3 separate regions of the Homo sapiens genome follow, and all the other regions are linked to region 2. A link is a loop called in an ENCODE intact Hi-C map of the cell type or tissue named here. Cell type or tissue: A673. All regions are shown on one strand.

What was found. A loop is a pair of places that touch in the nucleus more often than their neighbours do. Peaks named below come from ENCODE experiments on the same cell type or tissue, not always from the same donor. Only the 100,000 strongest peaks of a DNase experiment are listed, where the experiment ranks them.
Region 1: it touches region 2 in a loop (10-fold over the local background); 86 of 110 quality-filtered maps call a loop at or near these places.
Region 3: a loop joins it to region 2, with 2.8 times the contacts of the local background. A loop is called at or near these places in 36 of 110 quality-filtered maps.

What each region holds. Positions count from the first base shown.
Region 1 is chr3:66,135,373-66,143,372 of GRCh38, forward strand. It overlaps a transcript of SLC25A26 not described here. Among named protein-coding and RNA genes, the nearest start is that of SLC25A26, 82 kb to the right of the region's middle. In A673, a CTCF peak has its summit at 3,469 (motif pointing left); a DNase peak (open chromatin) is centred at 3,439.
Region 2 is chr3:65,781,881-65,789,880 of GRCh38, forward strand. The region is part of intron 1 of MAGI1 (membrane associated guanylate kinase, WW and PDZ domain containing 1); the gene reads right to left. LOC107986018 (a long non-coding RNA gene) reads right to left here and starts at 732. Exons shown (of 2, transcript XR_001740441.2): 1 at 1-732. In A673, a CTCF peak has its summit at 3,372 (motif pointing right); a DNase peak (open chromatin) is centred at 3,401; H3K27ac peaks cover 1,662 bases.
Region 3 is chr3:65,911,008-65,919,007 of GRCh38, forward strand. All of the region lies in intron 1 of MAGI1 (membrane associated guanylate kinase, WW and PDZ domain containing 1), which reads right to left. The region is part of intron 1 of MAGI1-IT1 (MAGI1 intronic transcript 1); the gene reads right to left. It overlaps MAGI1-AS1 (MAGI1 antisense RNA 1), which reads left to right. Exons shown (of 3, transcript NR_046575.1): 2 at 3,084-3,174. Among named protein-coding and RNA genes, the nearest start is that of MAGI1-AS1, 21 kb to the left of the region's middle. RefSeq lists a silencer at 4,547-4,841. In A673, CTCF peaks have their summits at 3,200 and 3,893; a DNase peak (open chromatin) is centred at 3,904.

The DNA of each region.
Region 1 (8,000 bases), 350 kb after region 2:
GAAGCGGCCTTAAAGTTCATGTATTCCATCTCTCCAATTAGTTAATCACAGTATTACAGAATCATTAATGTTGGCAATATTTTAATGTGAACAATTGTTAATTGTGAACAATTGGCTGGGTACAGTGGCTCATGCCTGTATTCTAAGCACTTTGGGAGGCCAAGGCAGGTAGATTGCTTGAGCTCACGAGTTTGAGACCAGACTGGGCAACAAAGTGAGACCTATTCTTTACCAAAAATAAAAAATTAGGTGGGCATGGTGGCATGTACTTGTAATCTCAGCTACTTGGGAGGCTAAAGTGGGAGGATCTCTCTTGAGCCTGGGAGGTTGAGGCTTCAGTGAGCCCTGATGGCACCACTGCACTCCAGCCTGGGTAACAGAGCAAAACCCTGTCTCAATAAAAAAATAAAGTAAAAAGGTAAGTTTTACAGATCCAGTCTTAACATAAGTATAAGGCAAAATTTAAGACTTTGGAATAAATAAAAGAGATATTCTTTTGGAATATTCACATTGGATATTCTTTCAATGAAATACCTGTCTTTAGAGACCACGTAATCCTACAGGGATATACATCTTGGTCTTTGGCTAAGCTATTTTACAAGTCTGTTGAGATAGAAGTTAACTTGAAAAGTGTTTTACTATAGATTTCTGTATTGATCACAACAATTCAGAAATTGATGATAAAACTAATAGTAATGCAAATATTTCTTGTTCATAATCATGCAAGGAAATTCTGTCCTGCGGACAGTCAACTGATTTTCCTCTCTTATTGTGGAAATAAACAGTTTTGTGTCTACTTGCAAATTTATTTCAGTGTTCCCATCTATATATGTATCTGCTGTTGGACTTCTCCTTTGAATGAATGATAACATTTCGGTGGTTCACTCATTAGTAATGAGTTAAATAAAATGTATTCCAGATGTTCATTTTATGTCTATATGATAGTCATGATTTTACCTTTTTGGGAAAATTATCCTTTAACCTAAGATACACAAATGGCCAGTTTATAATTAAAAACTACTTATCACTCTCCATTGGCCTATAGATGAAGACATTGAAGTTTGGAGAAAAACAGGGTGAGCATGTAATAAATAGCTTAGCTGGATTTGAATCCATGTCTATTTCATTTCTAAAATGGTATTCTAACTCATTGCACTGTCTCGTCACTAAGAAATAACATTTTTGTATTTTAAAAGATGGCTTTTAGTTTCATGTTCCAGTTGATGCTTATATTTCCAAAACAATCATGGTAGTGAAATTTGATTTATACATTCTTTCACCTAAGCTCTGGCTTTCAGCCGCTAGGTTTCTCTCTTCTGCTTTGACTGGGATATTTCTCTTGGCTTTGCATCAAGTAGTACTGTGTTTTCAAAGCCTCCATGTCATTTACAGTATGCATTAAATTGTATACAAAGCTTTTCCCTTTCAGGACTTGTTAAGACCTTCTGTTTATTTCAAGAAGAAAGCCTCAGTGAGGTGCTATGTCCCTCTCATACTTGCTAGTCTCCCTTTCATAACAAAGAGAGAGCTTAACAAAGAGAGTTGGAGCTTCCTCAACAATAGTATATAAATTTTTGTTTTTATTTTGCTTACTTTATGGTTATCTCTTATTTATTGAAAATAATTCTGATTTGCATTTATGATAATAGCACAAAGCTTCTTTTAAAATAAAGTTCAGTTAAAAATCAGTTGAGATAAAGGAAATCATTAATTAAATAGCTTGACTAATAGATGTGAGCTCTTTCCTGCCACCTTTTCCACCATGTGAGGATGCCATGAGAAATCACCATCTATGGAACAGACCTTCACCAAACACCAAATCTACCTATGCTGTGATTTTCTTTCTTTTTTTTTTTTTTTTTTTTGAGATGGAGTTTTGCTCTTGTCGCCCGAGCTGGAGTGCAATGGCGCGATCTCAAACTCTGCTCACTGCAACCTCTGCCTCCCAGGTTCAAGCAATTCTTCTGCCTCAGCCTCCCGAGTAGCTGGGATTACAGGGGCCTGCCACCAGGCCTGGGTAATTTCTTGTATTTTTAGTAGAGACAGGGTTTCACCATGTTGGCCAAGATGGTCTCAAACTCCTGACCACAGGGGATCCACCATCCTTGGCCTCCCAAAGTGCTGGGATTACAGGCATGAACAACCACACCCAGCCCCACACTATGATCTTGAACATCCCAACCTGCAGAACTGTGAGAAAAAAAATTCTATAGTTTATGAATTACCTAGTTGGTGGTATTTTGTGAGACCAGCAGGAATGGCCTAAGACACTCATAGAGTCATTGTGAGAAGGGAATAAGATGCTCTGTGTGACTGTGAGCTTCCTGAGGTCAGAGTGTGTCTAACTCATCTTGTTATCCCCCAACTCCTAATACAGTTCCTAGCACCTAGGACTCCATAAGAGCTTGTTTTCTTCTTTCCTTTGCAAAGCTAGTTAGTATAGTCACATGAACATTTTCTTTTTTCTTTTTTTTGTTTTTTGAGACAGTGTCGCTCTGTCACCCAGGCTGGAGTGCAGTAGCCCAATCTTGGCTCTCTGCCACCTCTGCCTCCCAGGTTCAAGCGATTCTCCCACCTCAGCCTCCAGAGCAGCTGGGATTACAGGCGTGCATTACCACACCCAGCTAATTTTTGTATTTTTAGTAGAGACGGGGTTTCACTATGTTGGCCAGGTTGGTCTCGAACTCCTGACCTCAAGTGATCCACCCGCCTCAGCCTCCCAAAGTGCTGGGATTACAGGCATGAGCCACCATGATCGGCCCACATGAACATTTTCTATGGCATTATTAAACAGAGAGTATTGCATGTGAACACGTAAAATAAACATGGGCATTTATAATGTTTTATTTTTCCTATGGTGATCAAAGCTGTTCAATGTATACATCGTATACAATGTATACATCTGAAGTATGGAAATATGCAATGAAGGAAGAAAAAAATCATCCCACAAATCTCACCCCCCTTCAGACACATCACACTCCAGGGCAACCATTCTTAATTTGATAAATTTCTCTTTTTTTCTATAATTAAAAATATTATACACTTGAGATCCTAGTACACATGCAATTTTGCAACCTGTTATTTTCTCCTAAGGTTAGATTTTGCTTGGCACTCAAAATCCATCCAGCATGATTTTTATTGTTTGACCTACATTGGGGCCTTTCTTTCCCATCTGTCATGGGGTTGGCCAACAGAATGTCAACCTGTGAATTCTCTGGTAAAATGTTTCCAAATGACAAATCAGACAATTTGGTGGGAGGATTGATGCAGGGGGAGGGGGGGTAGGGATGTATTGGGGTAGGGGAAGAGGGAGATGAAGGGAAGCAGTTAAGGAAGGAGGCATGGGAGAGAGCCAGAGGTTCCTCTTCACAAACCGTATTGGGAGGTCCTGGATACGGGCATCGGTTCCTTGGCAAAGCTTGGAAGCCACCCATTAATCTTGTACTCCCTCTGCTGGCTTTGCTGAGCACAGCCACTGTGTGATTAATGTGAATAGTAATGGTCCTGAGTCCACTGAAATCCCCCGTGATGAACAGGAAAGACAAACAGTCATTCTTTTTGAGATTCTTTTTTATAAGATCCAAGTTCACACTAACAGGAGTAGATTGATTGATTACTTATTCAGTTGAAACGAATTCAAATTGCTGCCCCACCCCTCCTGTCCTCCTCCCCTCCCCATCCTCTTTTCCTCTGCCCCAGGAGAATGAAATTCTAAAGTTCTCAGCTTTTCCTTTCAAGATTCTTATGATTCTCCTGATGATCTCACTTCTCTTTACTGTATTTTGCTGTTGCTTTTCTCTGTTTCACCTTCTGTGCCACCCCGCCCACCTCCTTGATAGTGCCATTTGTGAATAAAAAAGGAATGGTGAAACCCTGCCTTTGCTTTGCAAAGCAGGGTTGCATTAGCTTCTCTAATTCTGCAGCCTCTTATTTCTCCATTTTTGCTTAATTCAAAGTTGTTAAAAGCTTTTCAAAATAGGTGTATGCTCTACTTGACAGTTGTGAGAAAACAATGCCTCCAATAAAAAGAAAGCAAGATACATTTGCAATTTCCTTTTCCATAATTTATAGTGATTTAGCTCCCCCCTATCAGGAGATAAAAATTTCTTTGGGAACAAGTTTCTTTTAATAGCATCATCTGAAGCAGCACACATTTCTTTCGCGGTCATTAGAGCTCCTAGCCTACAAAACAGTGACTGAAGATTGAATTAGATTTAGAGGGAGGCTGCCTGTATCACATAAATAAACAGGGCCCTGGCCATTTCATTACAGAACTTAGATAAGCAGTACAGATGGTCGGCTGCAGTGTTACACATGCATAACCTATTTAAAAGATGACATTATAGGGTCAGAAGCATTAATGTACTCACAGTGTCATTTGTTTACTCTACTTGAGTTACTTCTTTCACACTAAGCGCTAAAGCCGTGGGTCAGGCAAATTATTGCAGGCAGTAATGCAGACTAGATGAAAAGATAAGGGAATTATTGAATGATGAGAGCATAAACACTAAATTAGTTTAAGGATTTATGGCCCCAAGCTTAACCTAATAGATGTTATTTGCTATTGATCCTTCTCAAGGTGTTGTAGGTGACAAAAAACCCAAAAACCTCATTCGTTTAAGCACATCAAGAAAGGTAATTAACTTACTAACTTACTGGCTCATGGAACTGAGAGATCAGAGCTTCAGGTATGGCTGGTTCTAGTGCTCAGAATGGCTGTCAGGTCTGTTCTCTTTCATGGTGGCTTCATTTGCAGGATGCTCTCATTACTGGTGTTCAGATGCTCCATGCCTATGTATTAACACTTGCAAGTACAATGGAAAGAGGTTCTTTGTTATTCTAGCAAAAGATCAGGAATTACATCTCTTGACCAATTTTGGATATGCGCCTTTTCTGAACCAATGATTAGAGGTGGAAGAATGGAATGTGTATTCCGTTGAGTCATGTGCTCATCCTGTGAGCCCTGAGTTTAGGGCAGGGGTTGGTGGAGTTTGTGGATAGCATCACCAAGACAGCTAGACTAGGAGAGGGTGGCTCCTCAAAGAAAAAATCCACATGCTACTAACACAGGAAGGTGGTGTGGAAGCCAGGTAGGCAAAATGGGATTTCTAATCCTTCAACCAGTGCACTTCAGAAAGGATCATTCACTAGAACCTTCGAATGAATTCAACTAACATACAGGATGCACGCTGAGGTAAAAACTAGAAAATGTCCGTAAATCTGTTCATTCACCTGAGGTTTCTGTTCCAAGTTAAATCTATTAGCAGGCAGGACTAGCAAATATTCTTCATAAGTAAAACTACCTTATCGGCACCTGTCTTTTTAATGCTACCACTCTATGTTTACACTTTCAAATTTCCCAGTTTCTCAGATGACAGAAGGAATTCTTACTGTATCACATCCCTCCATCTGTTGAATTAAACAAAATGCATGCCAGCCCTTTTAACAACTGCAGTACTAAAAGGGTCAAGTGAATGTCAAAGGCATGATTGAACTAACAGGTTCCGGACTGCCAAGTCCCTTGCAAGACTTTAGAAATGTTTCTTGCTTTTAACTTCTGCTCTGGGTCACTTACTTGTGGTTACTGTGGTGGTGCCACCAGCTCTCTGAAATTTCTTACTAGTCAACAGACTACAGTACTGAAAGGAGCTATTGTTACACTTCAGTATAGAAACAGGACACACACACACACACACACACGCAAATGAGCACGTGTAAAACAGTGAAATCCAAATGAGGTAGACAGATTGTATTTATGTCAATTTCTTTGTTGCCATAGTATTCTATAGTGTTGCAAGTTGTTAGCATTGGGGGAAACAGGGTGAAGGGCACACGAGATCTCTCTGTATAATTCTTTATAATTACATGTACATCTTCAATAATTACCAAATATTTTTTTCTAATTTTCTCGAGCTGGGGTCTTGCTGCATATGTGGTCTGGCCTCGAGGGCTCAAGAAATATGTCTGCCTCAGCCTCCCAAGTAACTGCGACTACAGCCATGTACCACCACACTCAACTCCTACCAAAGAAAGTTTTCAAATAATTGCATAAGACAAAAAACTAATAGAAATAGGATTGTCATGAGGATGATAATGATGTCCTGTGTCATCTTGATGAAAGCAAATCTTTGAAATAGTGTGAATTTTTTTTTTTTTTTGAGACAGAGTCTTATTCTGTCACCCAGGCTACAGTGCAGTGGCATGATCTTGGCTCCCTGCAGCCTCCACTTCCTGGGTTCAAGTGATTCTCCTACGTCAGCCACCCGAGTAGCTGGGATTACAGGCATATGCCACCACACCCAGCTGATTTTTGTATTTTTTATTAGAGACAGGGTTTCACCATGTTGGCCAGGCTGGTTTCGAACTCCCGACCTCAACTTGATCTGCCTACCTTGGCCTCCCAAAGTACTGGATTACAGGCGTGGGCCACTGCGCCGGTCTTGAATGTATTCTTTTCTTCCTGCAGACTCAAAGCTGTGGATGGAAGTTGTTGAAGCCCTAGGCTGGATTAAGAATACTTTAGATTTAGTCATGGCAGAGAGTTCTGAAACAAGTTCTATCAATATGTAGTTCAACAAATATTTATTTATTTTCACTTTCCTTTATTTAAATTGAGATGAAACTTGCATAACACAAATTAACCATTTCAAAGTGAACAAGTCAGTGGCATTTGGTGCATTTACAATATTGTGCAGCCACTGTCTTCAATTCTGAAACATTTTCATCACTCCAAAATTAAACCCCATACCTATTTGGCAGTTACTCCCCAACCCCACTCCAGCCTCTGGGTGACTCCCAATCTGCTTTCTGCTTCTCTAGATTTACCTATTCTGCACACTTCATGTAAATAAAATCATGGAAGATATGATCTTTTGTGTCTGGCTTCTTTCACTTAGTGTAATGTTTTTGAGGTTCATCCAGGCCATCGCATGTATCAGTATCAGTACTTCATTCTGATGGTGTTCAGGACCCACTACCCTAAAATATGGCACCTTGGCATTTGAGAACACTGCAGAAGCAGGAAGTTCTCTCTGACCTTCCTCCCACCCTTCACCTTTGAAGTAGACTATAAAAGAATTTTTTTTTATCTTCTCCTGAAGTAGGGCATAAGGCCCTCATTCCAGAGATGGCCACACTATACTCAGAGAAAAATGCCCTGTCTCTAAGGACACAGGAACTCGGAGAAGAACCTGAACAAACAGGCCTTGCTAAATTCTCCCTAGTTGATTACTATCAGTTTACACCCCTTTTGTCCAATGGTACTGCTGCCTGACTATCCATTTGTCATCAAACCTAAGCACAAAAATGCATAGGTTTCCCTGTTTTTTTGGTTTTTCATTTAAAAAGTCTCCCATATCACATAAAATTTGTATGCTATTCTCTTGTTAAGCTGTTTTTTCTCTTTTTTTGAGACAGGGTCTGCCTCTGTCACCCAGGCTGGAGTACAGTGGTGTGATCTTAGCTTGCTGTAACCCCAAATTCCTGGGCTCAAGCAGTCCTCCCACCTCAGCCTCCTGAGTAGCTGGGATTACAGGCAGCACCACTATGCCTGGCCAATCTTTCTTTTTATTTTTTGTAGAGATGGGATCTCACTATGTTGACCAGGCCAGTCATGAACTCCTGGCCTCAGGCGATCTTCCTGCCTCAGCCTCCCAAAGTGCTGAGATTAAGATGTGAGCCACTGTGCCCAGCCTAAGCTGTCTTTTATTGCAAGCGCCTCAGCTATGAACCTAGCAATGGGTTAGAAAATAAATCTCTCCTCTCCTACAATTTTCTTTCATGGCTGAATAATAAAAAAAAAAAAATTGCCATTATCCATTATATCCATTGTATGAACATAACACAATTTGTCTATCTATTCATTTGTTGATGGACATTTAAGTTGTTTCTACCTTTTGGCTATCGTGAATAGTGCTGGTATAACATTTGTGTACAGGTATGGTTTTCACCACCTGTTTCCAATTATTTTGGGTATATACCTATGAGCAAAATTGCTGGGT
Region 2 (8,000 bases):
CATCTGACTGGGGAACCCCCCCTCACTATAAACCTAAGATTGTTCTGTAAAAACAGACTCGCTGGTAAACAGAGGGGTCTCCTGAGCAGATTGGTAGATTTCACTTTCCCATATATTCTGGGGGATGGCATGCATTTCATGTCCATTTATCACATGTCCCAAGTCTAGAGACCCTAACTATCAAAGGGAAACACTTGTCAATCACAGATTGTAGAAATTATCATTAGTAAGCATAATAGGCAGAATAATCACCCCAAAGATATCCCCATCCTGCTTCCCAGAACCTGTGACTATGTTACATGACAAAGGGGAATTAAGGTCACTAATTATGGTGACCTTTAAATAGGATTATCTGGGTGGGCCCAATATAATCATAAGCATCTGTAAAAGATAAGACTGTAGATGAATGGCACAGAAGGATACAACGTTGCTAGCAGGCTTTGAAGATGGAGGAAAGGAATGTCCTTAGGTTGGAAAAGTCAAGGAAACAGATTCTCCCATAAAGCCTTAGGAAGGGAACACAGCCCTGTGACAACTTGGTTTTAGCCCAGCATCACCAGTCAGAACTGTAAGATAATAAGTACATGTGTGTTAAGGCACTCACTTTGTGAAAAAGTGTTACAGCAGCAAATAAGAAACTAATACAGGAAGTAACTACTGAGTTATTGTTCCTAACCCTTCTGGACCAAAGGAGAATAAAAACTATTTTTTAAAGTATATGGATTTCTTAAGCAAAAAAAAAAAAAAAAAAAAAAAAAAAGTTAGATGAAAGGTTCATTTTTCAACACTGTAGCTTAGGTATAAACATAATATACTGAAGGACTCTGTTTAGTCAAGTTGATTTGTTTTCAGGTGTAATACCTACAACAGTTAACATCTACTGAGCTTTTAATATGTTTGCAATATAAGTGTTATCTTATTAAGTCCTCACAACCTTTGAGCCAGACACTATTAGTACTGGGCCATCTGTGAAAAGTCATTTCACAGATCAGAAGCCTAAATGTAAGAGCTAAATTATTAAACTCTTAAAAAAAAAAAAAGAGAAAAATCAATTTCATGACCTTGAGTTAAGCAATGGTTTCTTAGATATAATCCCAAAGCACCTTTAAAAACAAAACAACAACAACAAAAAAAAGAAGAAAAAAGAGAAGTTGGATGACATCAAAATGAAAAACTTTGGTGTTGCAAACAACACCATCAAGAAAGTGAAAAGGCAACCTACTGGGGGAAATATTTACAAATCACATATCTAATAAGTGTCCAGTGTGCAGAATGTATTAAAAAAAAACAACTCTTACAATTCAACAACAAAAAGAAAGAATAGGACAAATATTTTAACAGATATTTCTTTAAAGAAGGCATACAAGGGACCAATAAGCTCAGAAGCACATGCTCAGCATCATTACACAATAGTGAAATGTAAATCAAAACCACAAGACACCGCTTCACACCCACTAGGATGGCTACAATCAAAAAGGCAAAATAAGGCAAGGCACAGGGGCTCACGCCTGTAATCCGAACACTTTGAGAGGGCAGGTGGGAGGATTGTTTGAGGCCAGGAGATCAAGACAAGCCTGGACAACATAATGAGACTCTGTCTCCAGAAAGAAAAAAAAAAAATTTGTCTTGAGACAGGGTCTCACTCTGTCACCACCCAGGCTGGAGTGCAGTGGCACGATCAGAGCTCACTGCAGCCTCAATCTCCTTGGCTCAAGCAATCCTCCCACCTCAGCCTCCCCGAGTGGCTGGGACTTCAGGCGTGCATCACCATGCCCAGCTAATTTTTTTTGTATTTTCAGTAGTGATGGGGTTTTGCCACGTTGCCCAGGCTGGCCTCAAACTCCACGGCTCAAGCAATCTGCCCACCTCAGCCTCTCAAAGTGCTGAGATTACAGGTGTGAGCCACCACACCCAGCCTGTACCAAAAAAAAAAAAAAAAATTAATTTTAAAAAAAGTGCAGGCCAGGTGTGGTGGCCCTTGCCTGTAATCCCAGCACTTTGGGAGGCCGAGGCAGATGGACCACCTGAGGTCAGGAGTTCGAGACCAGCCTGACCAACACAGTGAAACCCCATCTCTACTAAAAATACAAAAATTAGCTGAGCATCGTGGCAGGCACCTGTAATCCCAGCTACTCAGGAGGCTGAGGCAGGAGAATCCCTTGAACCTGGGAGGTGGAGGTTGCAGTGACCTGAGATTGTGCCATTGCACTCCAGCCTGGGCAACAGAGTGAGACTCCATCTCAAAAAAAAAAGGTGCAATAACAAGGAGTAATGAGCACACAGAGAAATTGGAACCCTCATCATTGCTGGTAGGAATGCAAAATAGTACAGCCACTTTGGAAAACAGTCTGGGAGTTCTTCAAAAAGCTAAACATGGAGTTACCACATTCCTAGGAGCAATCCCACTCTAGGTATGCATACAAGAGAAATGAAAACATATGTCCACACAGAAACTAGTACGTGGATATTCATAGCAGTATTACTCATAAGAGGTCAAAAAGTGGAAACAACCCAGATGCCTATCAACTGATGACTGGATAAAAAACATGTGGTAGGGCCAGGAGCGTTGGCTCACGCCTGTAATCCCAGCACTTTGGGAGGCCGAGGCAGGCGAATCACGAGGTCAGGAGATGAAGATCACGGTGAAACCCTGTCTCTACTAAAAATACAAAAAATTAGCTGGGCGCGGTGACGGGCGCCTGTAGTCCCAGCTACTCGGGAGGCTGAGGCAGGAGAATGGCGTGAACCAAGAAGGCGGAGCTTGCAGTGAGCCGAGATCGCGCCACTGCACTCCAGCCTGGGCGACAGAGCGAGACTCCGTCTCAACAACAACAACAACAACAACAAAAAGAAAAGAAAAAAAAAAATGTGGTATAGTCAAACCACGGAATAATATTTGGGAAGAAGAAATGAAGCACTGATGCATGCTACAACATGGATGAATCCTGAAACAAGATAAGGTGGAGTAGCACATCACAAAAGACCACATACTTTACAATGCCCTTTAGATGAAATGTCCAGAATAGGCAAATCTGTAAGAGATTTGTGGCTACCTAGGGCTTGAGAGGGTGGCGGTGGAGGGCAGAGAAGGAAATGACTACTAATGGATATAGGATTCCTTTTGGAGAGGGCAGAAATGTTCTAAAATTAGATTATACTGATAGTCGCACACGCTGTGTATCTATTAAAAATACTAAATTGTACATGTTACATGAATAAATTGTATGACATATTAGTTATATCTCAATACCGCTATTTAAAATGTGATTTAACTTCTGTATCCCATATGTATTCATGAGTTACTTACTAAGTAATTTTTATTTAAGGAAGTAGGTGTTTTAAGAAGTATTTGTAGGAGAAGCATATATAACCACAAGAGGGCGCTTTCCTCACAGCTACAGAAAACCGAGTGTCTAACATACAGGGGTCCTATTTACCAATTTGATTTCATTCTTCCCCCTTTTCTTGGACGGAATGAGGTATTAGTATGTTTCATACAACACATTAAAGACAATAGTGTCACCAAGGTTGGTGACAGGTTGAAAAATCATGACTTATACACAGATAAAAAGTAAATGTTTAAAATTAAACTTCAGTAACAGAAACTACGGATAATGTTGCACTGCATTCATTTCCTTCACTTCTTGTCATACAAGAGGTTATACAAACTTATTTGTTTAGGATAAAATTCAGTGAGATAATATAAATCATCACAGGAAATGAAACATGTTATAAATACGTGGTCTCTGGTTCTCTGTTCTATCTCTAGCACCTGGAACCATGTCTAGCATAATTGGCACTCCATAAATATTTATTAAATGAATGAGATAAATGAATGAATGAGTGAAATCAACATTTCTTAAATTTCAGAAAAAATTTCACCTACCTTGGAGACTACATCAAAATATTTCTTTTCACCCATACCAAACATCACAATCATTTCACTGAATAACTATCTCTGAAACAAGTTCACAGAGACATTGTGTGAAATCAAGTGTAATTTTTTAGGCCATGAATCCTTCCCGACCTCCCCCTTATTCCTGCTGTCATCTTAACTTTTTTTTTTTTTTTCTTGAAACGGAGTCTCGCTCTGTCACTCAGGCTGGAGTGCAGTGGTGCAATCAGGGCTCACTGCAACCTCTGCTCACTGCTGCAACCTCTGCCTCCTGGATTCAAGTGATTCTCCTGCCTCAGCCTCCCGAGTAGCTGGGATTATAGACGCCTACCATCACACCCGGCTAATTTTTATATTTTTAGTAGAGATGGGATTTCGCCTTGTTGGCCAGGCTGGTCTCGAACTTCTAACCTCAGGTGATCTGGCCACCTTTTCCTCCCAAAGTGCTGGGATTACCACGCCCAGCCAATCATAACTTTTTTTTTTTTTTTTTTTGCCTTGAAATCAACAACTCTGAATTACTTCCAGTTTGCATTCTGTGTATTGAGACCCACACCAAACTGAAGTGTCACCCAGGCTGGCATGCAATGACATGATCACAGCTCACTGCAGCCTCAACCTCCTAGTCTCAAGTGATCCTCCCACCTCGGCTTCCCAAGCAGCTGGGTCTACAGGCATGCGCCACCACACCCAGCTAACTTACTGTATTTTTTGTAGAGACAGGGTTTCCCCATGTTGCCTGGTCTTGAACTCCTGGGCTTAAGCAATCCTACCACCTCAGCCTCCAAGAGTGCTGGGATTACTAGCATGAGACACCACGCCTGGCCCAAGAATTTTTTTTTTTTTTTTTTTCTTAAACAGAGTCTTGCTTTGTCACCCAGGCTGGAGTGCAGTGGCACGATCTCCGCTCACTGCAAGCTCTGCCTCCCGGGTTCACGCCATTCTCCTGCCTCAGCCTCCCTAGTAGCTGGGACTACAGGCGCCCGCCACCACGCCTGGCTAATTTTGTTTTTGTATTTTTAGTAGAGACGGGATTTCACCGTGTTAGCCAGGATGTTCTCGATTTCCTGACCTCGTGATCCGCCCGCCTCGGCCTCCCAAAGTACTGGGATTACAGGTGTGAGCCACCGCGCAAGACCCCAAGAATCTTTTAATGCTGACCAACACATCTCTCTCATTGTGTTACCTTTTGTATTCCTACTTAATGTTTTTCCATCAATGCACCTCTTACTAAGCCACAAGCACACAACATTTCATTAGAGGAAACCAGATTCTTCTCCTATCTCATGTTTCAAGGGGTCTGACATCAGACTAATTTATGGAACAACAATAAAACTGCCCCTATTTCCTCCCCAGAAGCCACATTCAGTTACAAAAACTTTTACTCTAAGCTCAGTCACAACAAAAGTTAGGCATGGAAAGGCAATCTCTGAAAGGTTTTTCATTTGGGATGTGATGAATGGGTGAAGGATGAGCTTTTACAGACACAGGGCCCGGTCATCTTTAAGACACCTCGAGTTTATAAGCCACTGGAGCATTTTCATAGCAACATAGTATAAAAGAAACCGGATCACCAAATGATAAACTCAACTTGAAAAGTCTTCCTCTGCCGTTTTTTTAGTGAACAGTCTACTGTCAAAACAAAGATGTTATGTTTAGTCGGTTCTAGGCAGCCCAGAAACTTTAAATAGAATGCCAAAACACATTGTGTTTGAGTGACAAGGGAACTAACTCTCACACATCATTCACTCATATTCCTCAAAATTACTCCGTGTAACTGAGGGCTATACTAGATGCTGGAAATATAACAGCAAGCAGGGCACATTCCCTGCCCTCTGGGACTGCACCGCCTGGTAGGCCAGATGGACAAATAAATGAGCAATAATAAAACAGAGTAGACTGTCAGGGACAAGTTCATGGTGTTATGGGAACACAGGGGTTGAACATCTAATTAGCCTTGGGTGGTTAAAAATAACTATAAATGGATATGATAACACCGCTGAATGTTAGGAGCCGTTAAAATATGGGGAGAAAGGCATATTTCTCAGAAAATAATAGCCTGTGCCAAGGACTGAAGACATGATAGCTCAGCAAGTTCAAGAAGTAAGAGAGAGCTCAGGATGGTTGAAACCAAGCATGGAAAGTGACGGGGTTAAGAAAGTAAGCATGAGCCAATCAAGAAAAAAGTTTATTTAGTCTTGATCCTTAGGGAGTCATCCCTGCAATGGCCTGCAAAGTTACAGGTTGCATTTTTCCTCTTCCCCCACTTTTACTAGACCTTTCTAGGTTTCCTTGAGGTCAAACCAGAAGTCTCAGAAGTAATTAACATAAATTGAAACTCAACTGTGCCCAAGTAAACTCACATAAAACAATGATGAAAAAATCTCCAAAAGCCCATGAGGGCAGGACTAGCAAGTCACACATATGTTACAAGTGCTTGAAGGTTTTTCGAATGTTTTTCAAATGCAGTTTGTCCTGGGAATCACACAATGATCCCACACGCTTTCTCATCCCAATCTTACAAATAATAATTTTTATTTAAAGGAGAATGGACTAGCCAAGGTCTTGAACTCAGGAACAGAACTCTGGTCTAATTCCAAACATCATTTACTTGCCACCATAACAGCTGCTTCCTTCTGGAAGCCAGTGGCTAGTATGTACCTACATTATGACCACTTTCCCCTATGCATTTTAGATTATTCATTTCAAGCTATTCTAGGGAACTGCTCTTGCAGTTCTATGCCCAAGTTCAATCCTAACACACCCCATCACCAGCTGCGTTGCAGAGGTCTGCTCACAGTTCAAAGTTTGGCTTGCACTCAAGACCCTCTGTGGCAATAAAATCATCTCTACGGTAGCTCACTCTAAATTACTTCCAGTTTGCATTCTGTTTATTGTGACCCACACCAAACTGAAGTGTCTCAGAAAGCATTAAATAAATCAGTGTTCAGAGAAATGAGGCAGCCTCAAAGGAAAATAATATTAGCTCAATACTAGCCATAAATCAACCATTATGTGTGGGAGTTGCTCAGTGAAAACACAAGGAAAATTTAGAGAAGTTTATTTATTCCCAAAGCCCCAAGCTCACACAACAAACAAAAAATTAAAAATAAATAATGAGGCCAGGTATGGTGACTTTTGCCTATAATCCCAGTGTTTTGGGAGGCCAATCCAGGAGAATCCGTTGCGGCCAGGAGTTCAAGACCAGCCTGAGCAACATAGTGAGACCCCATCTCTACAAAAAAAATGTAAAACATTAGCCAGGCTTGGCGACACCCACCCGTAGTCCCAGTTACTGAGGAGGCTAAGGCGGGAGGATTGCTGGGGCCTAGGAGGTGGAGGCTATAGTGAGCTATGATCGCACCACTGCACTCCAGCCTGGGTGGGAGTAAAACTCTATCTCTAAAAAAATAACAAACAAATGATAATAAATAAATAATGACCAAAATGTCCAGTCAGTGGGGAAGAAAGGAAAGCAAGTACATAAAGTAGTAAGATAGTGCCACCAGTCCTGTGGTATTCTTCCCACCCCCACCACTCCCAAAGGATGCTTAACGTTCCCCAGTCAAGAGCTCCTCTAGGCTGTAATAAAAGCCCTTGAAAATCATACCGGGGTGGCCAAGAGAATGGCATAGACCCTGAAATCTCCCCACTACATTCTACAGTTCCAGGACAAGGAACATTTTGCTTGGCTATAAGGCCCCTCAGTTCCAAACATTACTGAGTATCATTTAATCCTTTAGCCAATTCCCATTTTACACTTGAGGCAGATGATCACCAGAGAAGTTAGGTAAGTTAAAGTTAATTGGCCAGTCTAAGGAAAATTCAGAAATAAAATCCAAGTCTCTGAGCCCAAACTTACTGAGCCACTTTAAGTATTAAAGGACAGAACCGAAGCACGTAAAGTGGCTGATTTAGCCGGGATCTCCCTCGCCCACGGCCCTATGGCTGCAATTAGGGACCTAAAACTGATGAGCACTAGGTGGGGTTTATGGAGGACTCCCTAGAAAAAAACAAAACAAAAACAGAAACAAAAAAAGTTTCCTTTTCAAAAGTCCTTGAGCAATATGCAATCTCAATAATTTGGACAAATTTTCCTGTCTTT
Region 3 (8,000 bases), 130 kb after region 2:
CCAGCACACCCGGCTAATTTTTGTATTCTGAATAGAGACGGGGTTTCACCATATTGGTCAGGCTGGTGTCGAACTCCTGACCTCAGGCGATCCGCCTGCCTCGGCCTCCCAAAGTGATAGGATTACAAGAGTGAGCCACAGCGCCTGGCCTGGACATGGTGGACTTTTGCTATCCAACATCTATTTTCCCCATTTCTGATAGAAGCAACCCAGTTTTGTCAAATGAAAATAACTTATCTCCATAGGCTGGTTTAGACATTTTACTCAAACTGGGACATTTGAACGTTTGTCCATGGAATTTGAATCTCAAGCAGAAAAAGACAGAAAAGGGTTGGAGTTGGCTCATCCTCCGGGGGACGCTCTACAGAGATGTGGCTTCAGCTCCCTCCACCAGCAGCCCCAGAGCTGCCCAGCGTCCACCTTTCTGATCCCATTTTTCAGGTGTTTCTCAGATCCTGTAAACTGCTCCATGTATCTATTGTTTGTTCACAACAAATTTATTTTCTGCTTAGGGTGGATTCAGGGTAGATTTTTTTTGCACTTAGGACCAAACTATATCCTAACTTGCATGCTTATTAAAGTCATTCTTAAACCTTGGGATCAAAACTCAACACCCCTGATTATTTTTAAGCCCTTCAAAGCCACACCCCAACAGCATAACCGCTCTCTCTTCAAAACTTTTATATAAGCCTATTATGTATTCTTACTGTTTTCATTTACCCATGCTCCAAACAAATTACCAAATCATACTTTTATAGCCCATTGGATTATTTCCTAGCATCAAACTTGGCACCCAGAAGGTGATACAAATATTTTTATCTATTATTAAAGTTTCTGTGTAAGGCACTGTGCTTAGTGGCTTCCTGTTCGTTACTGCATTTCATTCCTCATTATAGGTAGGGTTATCCCATTTGGAGGATAACCAGTCCAAGGCAAAGAGATTAACTTGCCCAAGGGCATTCACAGCTACTAAATGGACAAACTGAGATTTAAATCCAAGTGTGCCCTTGAAAGCCTAAATTCTCAATCACTGATGATAGAACTTGAAAGGGAAAAGGCAGGTGTGAAAATAATTCTATCTTAGACATATTTATTTTGTCATCTCTCGAGTCTAGATATGAAACTCTGCCCACTGACATGTTCATGAACCCAATCTTGAAAGCTATTTAAGTTTAAATGAAACAATGCATTACTTCAGGTAAATGGAAAACAAAGAAAACTCTGATCTCAAAAAAAAAAAAAAAAGAGTTCTGCTTCCTAAATCATACACATCGTGTTCTCGCACTGTAGAATTTCTCTCTAATCTGCTCTGACAAAACCAAGTCAGGGGCTGGGGAGACTTGAACAGCAGGCTGAAAAACTGGAAGAGCCCAGTCTGGGATTAAAAACTAGCTACAAAGGGATAATTCACACATGGATCATTACGATTCAGGGATGGTTAAAAGCAGCTCACATCTGGTTTTATTTGGGCTCCCTGTTTCGTCTAATAAACAAGTACATGTTTAAACAAACAAAAACAGGTAACAAAAAAATGTTTTTCAGGTCACACGCAAAGTAGGATTAGTTTGGAAAAGGAAGACCAGCACCTGGAAAACCAATTTCACTTAAGTACCTCACCAAGAGACCCTGACCAAGTGACTTAATCTCTTAGGACCAGCTTCCTTAATCAAATGTGAAAATAAGGATTCTTTTTTAGTTACCTTAGAAGATTATTATGAGAATCAAAAGAAAGCATGAACATGGAAAATTTTATCAACTCTGACAAGACATTAACAAATATCCCCAGAGGAGGTCAAGCAGGCCTACCTGAGTCTACAAGTGGAAAAGTTTGTCAAATACACTATAAATAGCTACACTAGGTACAAGTCATGAAAGGAAAACCAGACACAGCACCTATATCAGCAAACAACCTATCAGACATCATGAAGAATAAAGTAAACTTTTATCTAGTTTGATCTCTTTAAATACTACCAAGCCATAAGGGGCTGGGCGCAGTGGCTCACACCTATAATCCCAGCACTTTGGGAGGCAAGGCAGGCAGATCACTTGAGGTCAGGAGTTCGAGACCAGCCTGGCCAACATGGTGAAAACCCTACTACAAAAATTAGCCAGGCGTGGTGGTGCACACCTGTAATCCCAGATACTCAGCAGGCTGAGGCACAGGAGGCGGAGGTTGAACCCAGGAGGCAGAGGTTGCAGTGGGCAGAGATTGTGCCATTGAACTCCAGCCTGAGCAACAGAGCAAGACTGTCTCAAAAAACAAACAAAAAATAATAAATAAACACTTCCAAGCCATGAAGTTCAATTCTTTGAGAACCATTTTTTCATATTTGACAAAATTGCATTTAGATGGAATTAGGATTATTCCTCCTCCCCAACCCCCCCAAAAAATCCAAAACATGGTTCAATGCTTTCAGGTAATTTCTACCTAAATTCTGACCTAAATTTGGGAGAGGCAACCCCAAAGTATGGCCTGTAGAAAGCTAATAGGTATAGGTTGTTTCGGAAGATGGGGAGGTAGTGTTCAGAAAGGAGAGATTCCAGAAAGGGTTCTGTTAGTTCACTAATTTGGGAAATGCTGCATTGGGCAAAACAGGTTCCTTAAACACAGTACTGCTTGGAGCATTTACCATGAGATGCCTTTCAAATCCCTAACAAAGTATTGGAATAAAAAGCATTTTGCAAACTTATTTGCAAAGAGCATCCTTCAGGCAGGTGTTCCACAGAAAACAAACTGAAAACACAGCAGAAGACAGTTAACAGAGGAAATACAGGGAGGAGAAATTCCTTCGGAACATATCGTATTTTTTGAAGGCAATGTGAGTAGAGTACCATGGAGGAATTCTACCACTGACTGTGTATCCCAAGGTCTTTATCTTCAATTCAAGGGGTTCTAACACTCCTGAATATTCTTGGCAATTTAGAAAACACTCACATGGACCCAGAAAGCAATTGCTTTAAACCCAGAGAGACCATTAGAAAGGACAAAGGGAGACAAAGAAGGAAGAAAAGAGGATCTTAGACCCTGCTTTCTCCCCTAATGCTTATTAACAACTAATTGGCTTTCATGTTTTCTCCATTAGGTTTAGCTTCATGATCAAAATCACCTCAGGGCATACTACAATCAACCAAACATCAGCCTTCAAGAGATGCACCATATGACTACATCCACAGGTCAGCATACATACTCAGCCAGCATAAACCCGGCGGGGACTTCTACCAACAGAGGGCCTCCTGTGAAAAGCCTGGAAAAAAAAGTCAACTCTCTGTTGCATAGTGAGCAACATAAATCCAGCAACATTTATTTCAGAACAAAGATCGATCTGTTAACTAATTAATCTGAACCCACAAATGAACACATTCAAACTGGGGTACTTCCTGGTTTCATCACAAATTCAAATGCCATCAGGGGCCATGCAGATAACCTCAACTAGTGAAGCAGACAATGTCTGAAAAAGTAGAGAATTATGGAGACTAAGAGGGGACCTGAGAGTTCAAGCCAAGCCTCAAGGCATTCACGCTCAATTCAATTAAAACACAGTGCTGACTCTAGCTCCCCTCAGACAAAACAAAACAGGTGCAGTCCAAATCCAGCCCACAGGCTACCAGTTTGAGAGCTCTGGGAAGGCCACCATCCTTAAGAGGATTTGAGCCTAATGTTCGACAAATGCCTAATAAGCATATTAAATTTACAAATCACAAAGTTGAGAACAGTATCAACCCAAATGTGCCAAACAAATTTGCTTATGGTGGATGGATATTTACAGGATATATGTACATATACAAAGGGTTTCAGCACTGTACAACAGAGTTCAATTGCTTAGAGTAACCTGCTGCATGACCTCGGGTAAGATATGTTACTTTTCTGAGCATCAACTTCCCCATCTATAAAATGAAGATAATAGCACCCCCTTGGGATAGTAGTGAAAGTTACACAGGAATAAATTTGTAAAGCTCTCAGCATGTAGTAGGCACTCAATAAATGATAGTTGATAATTTTTTTACAAAGCATATTTAGGCTAGCATTATAATGCACATTTAGAACAACTCATTCAAGGACAAAGTCAATCTCTTAGGCAAATTGTGTGGTAAATGATGTTGATCAGTCCCTTGCAAGAAACTGCTAATCATATGACCAGTCTCACTTAGCCTCTTGCCACACAGAGGTCATGAAAGGATGCTGGTGCCATCTCATGGTAATGCTCAGAGCCCACAGGAGATACAAATGCTAGGACTGTTCACATTTGAACAGCAGCTTGTACATATTTAGCATTAATTCTGTTAAATATTTTTAAATACTCAATTCAGAAGCATAAATCCAAACACCAACGGGATGCTAACACATCGCTCCATGCCAAACACCTTGCAATGTGCACAGTCATTTGCCCTCTAAAATTCACACCCGTTCAAGTTACTCTTCTCACCTTGTCTTCCAGCAGATGATCTGCACACTTGCCCCTTTTTAGACACTGGCTGCTTTCTCCTACAGAAAATTTAAATTCCAAATTGTTTGGGTCTTTTTCTTTTTTTAAAATCCCTGAAGAGACTGGACTGGGAAGAGGAAAAACGATGAATAACACACAGGTGCTTCCTACCTAATTAAAAGAAAAGTTTACAGCTGCACTGGTTGTGAATCATCCCTCTGGGTTATCCAGTGTATCCTTCAAGTGGCACGTAGTTCCATCAAGAGCCATATTCCATATGCTTTCCTGAAAACTGCCTTCTCTTTGCTTGGTAAAATGATGACTATCAGGTAACTAATGGCATTTTATACTTCCTGGCTTTCCTCTCTATGGACAAAGCAGTTCATTTGTGCTTCCTTATTTCTAAAAATAAATAACCCTGAAAAAAGGACTCAACTTAGTGAATCAAGCTTTGATTTATGTTGAAAAAGCAAGATGCAAATTTGTGTATTTATTATCATTTCTGTGTAAGAAATACATATACATTTATATGATACATATATAAAATGTGAATATATATAATATGTATATATTTATATACATATAATTTATAATATTCAATACACAGTATATTATATATATATATTCATCTATTTCTTTCTTTTCTTTTTTTTGAGACAGAGTCTTGCTCTGTTGCTCAGGCTGGAGCGCAGTGGCACATTTTCAGCTCACTGCAACCTTTGCCTCCCGGGTTGACGCGATTCTCATGCCTAAACCTCCCAAGAAGCTGGGATTGCAGGCACATGCCACCACACCCAACCAGTTTTTTTGTATTTTTAGTAGAGACGGGGTTTCGCCATGATAGCTAGGCTGATCTCAAATTTCTGGCCTCAAGTGATCTTCCCGTCTCAGCCATTGTATTAGTCTGTTCTCATGCTGCTTGATAAAGACATACCCAAGACTGGATAATTTATAAAGAAAAAGAGGTTTAATGGACTCACAGTTCCATGTGGCTGGGGAGGCCTCACAATCATGGCAGAAGGCGAAAGGCACACCTTACGTGGTGGCACACAAGAGAGAAAATAAGAGCCAAGTGAAAGAGGAAACCCCTTATAAAACCATCAGATATTGTGAGACTTTTTCACTACCACAAGAACAGAATGGGAAAAACCACTCCATGATTCAATTATCTCCCACCAGCTCCCTCCCACAACACATGGGAATTATGGGAGCTACAATTAAAAATGAGATTTGGGTGGGGACACAGCCAAACCACAATCGCCTCCCACAGTGCTGAGATTACAGATGTGAGCTACTGCACCTGGCCTATATACATGAATTTCTTACTTAAGTACATGTATCATACACACACTAACACACACACACACACATACACACACACACACCCTGCCACTACCTCCAGAGAAACCAAATAATGAAATAATGAGGATAGGAGAAGACAGTTGTCAGGGATAAGTTCTACTGTTCTCATTGTATACTTTTTAAAATCTTGGATAATCATACACGTAATATATTAATGGTCCAAAAAAGTTAACTTTGACTTCTTTAAAAATTTGTCTGGACTGCCAGGTGTTTTCTTATATTTTAAATTTATAATGTCAAAGGTAATTGAAATAATCTGTTTTTATTTCTTAAGCTTATCCTTAGACATTTCCACCTTCTTACACATAAAGAGAGAAACATCTAGAAAGATACATATTATACCATTAACTCTAAAGGATGAGGAGTTACATGGGGCTACAGGGTTTCCTTTCTCCTCTATCCTTCTACATCACTAGTAGCACTTTTGAAATTGAAAAATAAAACCAACAATGAGATACCACTACACACCTATTAGCAAAGCCAAAATCCTAAACACTGACACCACCAAATGCTGACAAGGATATGGAGCAACAGGAACTCTCACTCACTGCTGGTGGGAATGCAAAATTATATTGCCACTTTGGAAGACAGTTTGGCAGTTTCTTATAAAACTAAACATAATCTTACCACACAATCTAGCTAGCAATCATGTTCCTTGGTATTCAGCAAAGGAGTTGAAAACTTATGTCCACACAAAAACCTGCACATGAAAGTTTATAAAAGCTTTATGTGCAATTACCAAGTCATCCTTCAGTAAATGAATGGATAAAAGAACTATGGTACATCTAGACAAGGCAATATGATTCAACACTAAAAAGAAACACACCATCAAGCCATGAAAACACATGGAGGAAACTTACAAATGCATAGTGCTAAGTGAAAGAAGCCAATGTGAAACGGCTACATACTATATGATTCCAATTATCTGACATTCTGGAAAAGGCAAAACGATGGAGACAGTAAAAAGATCAAAAGTTAGGGGAGTGGGGAGATAAATAAGTAGAGCACCAAGAATTTTTAGGCGGTGAAACTAGTCTGTATATTATAATGGTGGACACGTGTCATTACATATTTGTTCAACCCTATAAAATGTACAACACCAAGAATGAACCCTAATGTAAACTAAGGTCTTTGGGTGATAATGATGTGTCAATGTAGGTTCATCAATTGTAACAAATGTACCACCTTGGTGGGGGACGTTGATAATGGGGGAGGCTGTGCACAGGCTGGAAGCAGAGGGTACATAGGAAATCTTTGTACCTTCCTCTCAATTTTATTGTGAATCTAAAAATGCTCTAACGAAGTCTATTGTTTTTAAACAGCTACTCAGAAAAATAAAAGAATGAAACTAATTTTACAGTTACAAAGAGAATATCTACACACTGAGGTAGGGTCAGAATCAGTAAACATGAATTCCTATCATTAAGCATTTTTATTAAATACCTAGAAGGGCATCTGTAGTTTAAGAAGAAACTTACATAACTCTCTCAGGTCAATTTTCTGCACTCTACTTTTGCTTCTCTTGGTTAAAAATCTGGGGTTGGGAACATATATTCACCTGTGCATTATACTCTTGCTCCAAAACATTTTTTTTTTTTTTTTTTGTGAGACGGAGTCTCGCTCTGTCACCAGGCTGGAGTGCAATGGCGCGATCTCGGCTCACTGAAACCTCTGCTTCCCAGGTTCAAGCAATTCTCCTGCCTCAGCCTCTCGAGTAGCTGGGATTACAGGTGTGCACCACCACGCCCAGCTAATTTTTGTATTTTTAGTAGCGATGGGGTTTCACCATGTTGGTCAGGCTGGTCTCAATCTCGTGACCTCATGATCCGCCTGCCTTGGCCTCCCAAAATGCTGGGATTACAGGTGTGAGCCACCGCGCCCGGCCTCCACAACATTCTTAAACTGATTTCTTTTGCCAACAAATGAGTTGTTTTCATCCTATTGCTTGGTGACTACGCAGGTCAGCTTAAAATTATTGTTTGCTTAAATTCAAAGAATTTAAAATGCTCTTCTCTTCAAATTATCCCTACCAACAAATAAATGCAAGTTAAGGAGAATGCTTACAAAAAGTTAAGAGGAGTTCAATTATACTGCAGAGTGATCTGTTTTTCTCAAGGAAGGATAATAATCCTCATTTTCAAAAAAAAAACAAACAAACAAAACAAAATGTAAACTAGCCAAAAGGGTATAAAATTGGAATCCCAAATTATTCTG